Linked DNA regions of Homo sapiens: region 1 is linked to region 2. Evidence: chromatin contacts called from ENCODE Hi-C or POLR2A ChIA-PET data. All regions are on one chromosome and are shown on one strand. Each heading gives the region's core, a stretch centred on a gene start or an enhancer-like site at or near the end of the contact. The rest is flanking DNA. Distances are from core to core; before and after follow the strand shown. Region 1 overlaps ADAMTS9-AS2 (ADAMTS9 antisense RNA 2). Region 2 overlaps ADAMTS9-AS2 (ADAMTS9 antisense RNA 2).

Evidence for each region. A loop is a pair of places that touch in the nucleus more often than their neighbours do. ChIA-PET counts read pairs that join two places held with the same protein, here RNA polymerase II (POLR2A). Pooled maps may share reads with other maps.
Region 1: a map of endothelial cell of umbilical vein shows a loop between it and region 2 (4-fold over the local background). The contact joins two enhancer-like sites. A Hi-C loop is called at or near these places in 5 of 168 maps with a recorded cell type or tissue (ascending aorta, endothelial cell of umbilical vein, gastrocnemius medialis and 2 more) and 3 of 50 pooled maps. POLR2A ChIA-PET finds 5 or more read pairs at or near these places in 2 of 52 experiments (activated T-cell and endothelial cell of umbilical vein).

Annotation. Positions count from the first base shown.
Region 1 is chr3:64,952,846-64,956,765 of GRCh38, reverse strand. All of the region lies in intron 4 of ADAMTS9-AS2 (ADAMTS9 antisense RNA 2), which reads right to left. All of the region lies in intron 1 of LOC105377124 (a long non-coding RNA gene), which reads left to right. Among named protein-coding and RNA genes, the nearest start is that of LINC02040, 220 kb to the left of the region's middle. Within about 2 kb of position 1,710, at least 9 of the 41 ENCODE cell types and tissues checked have a DNase peak (open chromatin) inside an H3K27ac peak, as active enhancers do; they include endothelial cell of umbilical vein and heart right ventricle, where a contact is called at or near this core.
Region 2 is chr3:64,906,917-64,910,802 of GRCh38, reverse strand. The region is part of intron 4 of ADAMTS9-AS2 (ADAMTS9 antisense RNA 2); the gene reads right to left. All of the region lies in intron 2 of LOC105377124 (a long non-coding RNA gene), which reads left to right. Among named protein-coding and RNA genes, the nearest start is that of ADAMTS9, 220 kb to the right of the region's middle. Within about 2 kb of position 2,367, at least 3 of the 41 ENCODE cell types and tissues checked have a DNase peak (open chromatin) inside an H3K27ac peak, as active enhancers do; they include endothelial cell of umbilical vein and heart right ventricle, where a contact is called at or near this core.

The DNA of each region.
Region 1 (3,920 bases), core at 461-2,960, 47 kb before region 2:
CTTGGACTGGAAACTAAAATGCTTGTAGAATTTCAGTTTTTTGTCTTACCTACTTAAATTTGTCCCTTTTCCAAAAACACTAAAAAAATAAAAAAAAAGAATAGTTGCCTTCAGTGGGAAATTATTCCTATAACTGAAAATAAGTTGTTTTATAACTTACTCTGCTAAGGTTTTGTTGTAATTGCCCCTAATTCTAAATTTGCTTTCGAGAATCATTAACTGTGATTATATGGACATGAGCTTTTATATTTGGTATTTGATAAAACAAGAAAATTGATTTTGTAAAAATCTGTTTTCCATCTGCAATTTGTGAGCAGGAAATGGGTGGAAAGAAGTAATGCGTTACCTGCCTGGTGTTCTCAGGCTGACCTAAACCAGAACTTCAATATCTCATGTACTGCCTATTGGTTGTTTAGCCTATGGATTTGCTGAACCCAGTGAGCAGAGATCTCTGTGCTTCATTCTAGGTAATTAATCTGGTTATTTACTGATGTCCCTCGACCTCCCTCCTCTGAAAACAGCAGGTTCCTTCATTATCATCAAAAATTGCTTCCTCACTAAAGTCTTGATTTCTGAGATTCTTATTAGGTTGGTGCAAAAGTAATCGTGGTTTTTGCCATTACTTTTAATACTTTTCTACCTGTTTTTCCATTGTCTTATCTTGGGTCCCATCCTCATTACAATATCTGTCCACTGACCCTTTCCCCTACTTTGAACATTATGTTATTCCCAAAAAAGTGTACTCATGACAGAGTGTGAAGATCTCCAATGAGTACCACTCCTGAAATCCACAGACTACCACTGTTTCACAGTGGGTACCTGCAGACATTGCTTACTGCTCCACAGATTTTCACAAGTTAAACAAATCTATTTAACCAGCACCTAGATCAAGGACAATTTCTGAATTTTTATAGCCGCTGGACAGAATAATGTCTGTTGAAACTAATAAAAAATGGGGCTTATATTTTGTCTCTTTATTCCATTTGTAATCATTCAATTTTCTTGAATTTAAAAAAATGTATTGGCCTGTGAATCGTTACAAATAAATAACCAAATAAAATGAAACAAAACTGGTCCTTCGCCTCTGATCATTTGAAAAGAACTGATCTAGATGACCTGAGAACCCCTATCAGATTTTGTGTCTGGTTATTTTCAGCTGCTAATTTGAGCTTTCCTCTGAGAACCAGCCCTTCACGTGAGGCCCAGCTTTCTGAACAGTCAGGATAACACCCCTGCTCATCAGAGGCTGCTTCACTCTCCCAAGAGTCCATGTCTGTGGGCTTAAATAGAGTTAACACAATGGGTCTGTTCAGGGCCTTGAGTTGATTTCCTTGGGGTCCCTGCCTTGCAAATATCAGTGGGGCTTGGATACAACAAGGAAAAGAGTCCCTGGCTGAAGGCCAACCTCGAGTGTAATGATTACATCATAGTATACACTATAGAAATTATCTTCCTGGTTCTTATACAGAAGCTGACAGTCAGTACTGGACTTTTCCTCCTCATGTGCCAAGATTATCTGCCAATGTCAACTTTTCCTGTTGTGAATGGGTACAAGTTGTGATATTGCCATTCAAGGACTTCCAGTAGCAGTAAGAGGAAAATTATGAACCAGCTCCCCTCAGAGAGGAAGTGCCTTTGCAAACAGGTCGTCAGTCATGAGCATAGTGGCTGCCTCCTTCCTCCCAGGAACAGCCCTGCCTCCTAAATTGCTGACTCTCCCCTCACAGGCTGTTTGGATTGGCATGACTGTAGGACGTGTGATAGAGGCAGCGTTTGGCATATTCCTACTTATCCTACAAGCACTTTGGGAAAGAATTAACTATGTGTATTTTCCTGGAAAGACATAATTTCCGTTGCTCATTGATTGTGTCTTTAATTTATAACAAATGCCTTGAAAATGGGACACATGTGATGTTATAAGCCTTCTACAAGCCTCATTCTCTAGGTTTTTTAATTCCTTCAGGAATGAATTATTAGAATGGAAGAGGTGAGACACAGAGGCATAAATTTGGAAGAGCCCTTTCTGATCAGCTAACAAATTTCTCTCCCATTTTTTGGATGGTAAAACTGAAGCCCAGAGAAGGCATGTGACTTGACAAAGATGAGTTTCCAAAATACAAATTGGATTTCAGGGCTTTATGTTTTTATTTTTATTTTCCTAAGCTTGTGATGCAAGTAGGATATACCTACAAAAAAGTTACATGTAGCAACTGTAAAACTCAACACAATTCATAAACACATCCAGGCAACCAGCATCCAGATCAAGAAGCAGAACAATCCTGAGCCTGACAAAGCCTTTATAATGCACCTAAGCTACTGCTTCCTCCTAAGGGTAACAACTATTCCACCTTCTAGTATCATGTGTTATTTTTGCCTTTTAATGAACTTTCAATAAATGGAATTAGAGTGTGTTACTCTTGAGTCAGGCTTCCTTCATTCACCACTGTCAATGAGATTCATCCATTATTACATTTCATTTTAATGCATTGCTTTTCATTGCTGTATGTCATTCTTTTGTGTGAATATAGCAGACTATTCATCTTTTCAACCACTGATGGACATTTAGGTAGTTTTCAGTTTAGGCCACTTAATGGCGCCACTAAGATTATTCCTGTACATATCTGTTGTGAAAATATGTATAATTGGATTGGGTTTTACTCCTACTTTGTGTCTAATGATGCTCCCCAAAAATGTTAATAGAAGCAACTGTCAAAATTGTGTGCAGGTGTTTGAGGTGTATGAGACTGTTCCTGCATGCATTTCTGTCTGTGCCAACCATCCAAAGGGGACCATTTGAGGAATTACAGTAGCCTCATGACAGCCACCAATATAACATTTGTGGTTGGGAATATTTGCAAGTACTCTTAAAATCCAAAATAATCAGTTGACATTTTGTTTATCTCAAATTGTGAGTGATTTCATTATTAGCTTTTATTTTTATTTATTTTTAATTACAACTAATATATAAATTCATTCTTGTTCCATACACATGCTTAACAATAATACTAACACTATAATATTGGCGTCATGATCCCAAGGATTTTGGTCTGTTCATCACAGGGGTAGCATCAGTGCCTGACAGAGAAGGTGCTAAATAATATTTTTTGAATGATGGGTGGTTCTCTTGGCTATTGCTCCCCATCCCTAGAACTTCCCCAGAAGTAGTCTCATCTTTGAGTCTTTTGTGTACCTCCACACTGTTTTTTCTATACAATCGTGTGTGTGTGTGTGTGTGTGTGTGTGTGTAATTGGATGATGCCATGCTGTATGGGTTTTCTAAATTAACAGTATGTCTTATGCATTTTATTTGTTGTCAGTCATAGAAATTTACCTTTTCGTGAGCTGTGTAATATTCCATGGTATGGACATATTACATTTCTGCGATTTCCAATTTTGGGCACCATAAATTATGCTGCAGTGAACACTCTTGTGAATATAAGTGTTTCCTGGTGGTAGACAGCAAGAACTAGAATTGCTGGCTCACAGGTGGTATACATTTTTAATTCTTTCAAATCACCTTCCAGAATAGGCATTCCAATTCATCCTTTCATTGGCAATCTATGGAAGTACCTGTTTCTCCTCACCTTCACTATGATCGATATTATCAAAACTCAGAAGTTTTTGCCGAAATGATATGTAAAAAACATCATTTAATTTTAATTCCCTTCCATACTACTGATGTTGGGCATCTTTTTGTATATTAGTGAATGAAGTGTAAGTTTGACTTAAGCTTGCTGCAAAGATCAAATGCATAGGAGTAAGTAAAGCCTGCCATTCCCCCATCAGGGTATCTCTTTATGGCCATGTTCTTTATCCTGATTGTCACGGCTGTTAAGAATCTTAGATAATCCCTAGATTTTTCTCCACCCAAATGGTATGAGTATACAAAAGTGATTTAAACATTTCTTCAAAATCCCAGG
Region 2 (3,886 bases), core at 1,118-3,617:
GGTTTGAGCCACACTCTTAAACACTCACATTCAATTAAGCTTGGCAAAGACAAATTTCACTTCCTTAGTCATTGATAGCCCATGGCTCTAAGCGGTCCTATCCACAGCTCCTTCACATCACCATCTCCTCTTACCACGCTGTCCCTTATCTTTTGAGGCTCCTGATATGTTAGGTACCTACCATCCAATCTTATCCATGTCTTCAAAATTTATCTCCAATGACCACTAAAATACTCCTTAAGACTTGAACTCCATCTGCTGCCAGCCTGACCAGTTATGTTCAATTACGTTTGTGACACCAGGCAAATGACTTTAACTTAAGGGTCTTGATTTCACCATCTGTAAATGGAAATGATGACAATATGTGCCCTTTCTACCTTAATTCAATTCCACCCAAGCATAAGCCACAGGCTCAGTACTAAGCTTGGGGAGTTGGGGGATGCAAAGAATGTGAAACCTCCCAGGGAGAGTATGTTGAGGGGAGGGGAGGGGATCTTTAAGGAGGCGGCAAATTCCTTGTTTTTATAAGCCAGCCCAGCTCCAGTTTTCCAGCAGCCTGCAAGAATGCTGCAGAGTGTGAGAGTGGGCTGAAGAGGGTCTGGACAACATCACCGAAGGGCAATCATTAGCCCTGGTATTTGGCCTGGGGATAGAGGGAGCTAAGAAGTCCATGTGTGGCAGCACATTATGAAGTTGAAAGTTTCTACTAGAACTGGCTCTCCAAGGGGCAATCAGTAATAAACGTGATTTGGACTTGTTAGGAGACATCATCAGAACTGACTTGGTCCCCAGAACTCCAAGCTATTCTCTCTGGTAATTATGGAACATGAAGCACTTGTACTTTATTTTTATCATGGCTAAATTGAGCAATCAATTTCAGACAGTCCATGAATAAGGAGGTTGCTTCTGGGAAGATGATCCCCATAGATTATCATTAAGCACTGAAACTGATGCTTAGAAAATAAAGCAACAAGATGGCAGGAATGTTTAAAATGATCCCTCATGGAAGACTCGTCTTTCCCCTCCCTTGCTAATCTCCTGCCTGCTTTTGAGCCTGTCAGCTGCATTTCCCTCTTTCCATCCATACTGACTCTGGCTGTTCAACTATTTCATAGTGAGAGGAGAAACTCCTGGAATTGGAAATGACAAAAGAGAACCCACGATGATGGTGGGACTTTCTTTTCAGAATCTCAGATCCTCATGGAAATGAGTGATTGCTGAGCATTACACTCTTTGTGCTCAGAAATACTAGGAATTAAATCGTTGAAAAAGCATGGCCCACAAATGGCTGCTTCCCCTCTTCCCAACCATTAACAAGATAATAAATATAAATATGGTGCTAGTGTGGGTGGAGGGCGTCTGACTGGGGAACGTATAGGGGTCACTGAGGCGCATGCCCAAGGAGACTCGTGGAGACTGACTGGCACATGTGAATTCGGGCATGAGTTTGGTCAGTTATCTCATAGCAAAAGATGTGTCATATGTTACGGATCTGTGTGATAAGTCGTGTTTCCCTTGACTGCTGTGCGGAGTCCCACTCCTTCTTGCTTTTCCTAAGTCTTTTCTATAGTTTCTAGAAACACAATAAGGGGAATGGAAAGACATGTAGTTTGAAACAGATAAAACTTGAGGTTCATATCTTGGCTGGGCCACTTATTAACTAGGTCTCAGTTTTCTTAACTGTTCAGCAAGGAAGTGTTACTTAGTTCATCGGATTCTTGTGAGAAATAAAGGAAATGACGTATGTTAAGGACCTAGATTATACTAGGTACTCAAAAACGGTCATTGTTATTTTTTAGTCAAATAAAAGTGAAATGATACTGATGCTCTAGTGAAATCTCTCTATTAAAGATACCTAACCATATACCCCATAAAGGAGAGCTGGTCCTTATTATACCCGGTAACAAGTAACAAACAGAAGTGATTATAATTTCAACTTGTCACTTTTTCTAGGTGGAGCCTCTGACCATTCAAACTTTTTTGCAGTGCAAAAAAGAAGGCAGGAATACCTTAGTACATGGACTTACAGGGATTCAGATTTGATTGTAGATAAACGATTTTTAAAATAATTCTTGTGAACACGGGGTTAACAGCCCTCAGGAGTGCAGTTGATCTGTTTCACGTTATCATTTCTTGATTTCTTAAAACCAGTGACTCAAACTGGGCTGCCCTTTTAGCCTGGGAAATCCCTAAAGCGGAAACGGAGGGGGAAAAAGCCCTTTGTGATTTTTCAAAATGAATCACCAGTGATTAGGGCTAATTTCAATGCTGGATTCATTCAAGTATGTTACCTTGAGAAGTGGAAGCACCCTTGCCTTTCCCTTTTCCTTTCTTTGTTTGCCTCCCAGGCAGGACTCACTCACTTCCACCCACCCCTCACCTCTCACACAAAGACCTTCAGAGTTGGGAAGCTTTAGCAGCCTCCCTAGGGAAGAGTCTAGCGGAACCTGCTTACTCCAGCCCCACCCTCTAGTCTCTTCTGGCAGGTGTTAGTTGGCTAAGTTTTCCCTCTGTGCAATTTTGATGTTTTGCTTTTCCTCTCTTTCCGTAACCCCCGCCCCTCCACCATTAGCTAGGTAATCATCATTGTTCTGTGATGTTAGCAAATGCTTGGGTGGGTGAAACCTGCCCTTGTGATGAAGAGGCTCTGAGAATCCTTGGCTAATTGTGTTAAAGTCAAAGAAAGCTCTTTACACATCCATAAGTAGGCTTTAGAGCTGGATAGAAAAAAGAAGAAGAAGATAAACAAGGGCAAACAGTGCGATTCAATTAGGCTAGGCTTCTGCAGTGGTCTGTTTGGACCACTTGGAGATGTGTTGAGGAGAAGCAGAGCTGTGATTTTCCTTCCCATCTTCCTGCTTTCCCTCTGTTCCAGGGAATAGACACAATAGTGCTTTGAGGAGGGAAAGCTAATGTTGAGACAGAATTTTTAAATTCAATACAGCATGACTCAATTCAGCCAACCATCCCTGAGCACCAGTTCTCGGAGTTACATGGCTGGTTCAGACCCTGTCCCTGCCATCCTAGGGCTGCCTCCTAGGAAGGGAGAAGGACATGAAGACATTTATGTTAAGAACACATCTGCCTGTTAATGGCCCACCTGGTGCTCAGAAAATATGAACATTCACCCCACCTGCACAAATTCTGATATAAAACCGTAGAAAGCAAACTATTATTTACTTACTATTTTTCTTTATTCTCTCATTTTAAAATTTAGATTCATCCTAATCAATATTCTCTGGGAAATTATGGGCAGGATATATGGTTACAATGTTACAAATGCACATTAAAATAAATGAATAAGCAAGTAAACCTGTTCATCTGAGCACCCCGTACTCAAGGCACCTTATGTATTCTTAGCAATGTCACAGGGAATCATTGCCATGTGATGTGCTGCGCATAGGTACCTGACAGAGGTCTTCCAGAGGCTGATGGAAATGGAACCAGGGAGCAGGGCAGAGGCAGAGAGAGGAAGAAACTGGAAGATGGAGGACTTCCCTGAGAGCTCTGAGCTTTCATCCTCAGGACCCCCATGGGAGTTTCTTATGGATTTCTGGTAGAGAAAAGTGCTCCAGACAAAAGTGACAGAGAGCACTAAGCTTAAAGTACTAGGGGAAGGAGTAAGGAAAGGAGTAGAAGATTCATTAATTCATTCCATAATGAGGAATGAATTCATTAATTCATTCTATATTGGAATGAATTTATATATATATATGAGATATATATATCCCCTATAAAGTAGGGGAACCTACTTTGTAACCACATGTCTGCCCGTCTGTTAGTTCTCTACATGATACTGGAGGCTATACCAGGAAGTATGATAAATGGTCTTGCTCTCAAGTTGCTTGCAGTCAAGTTAGACAGGTGACACACACACAAACACACA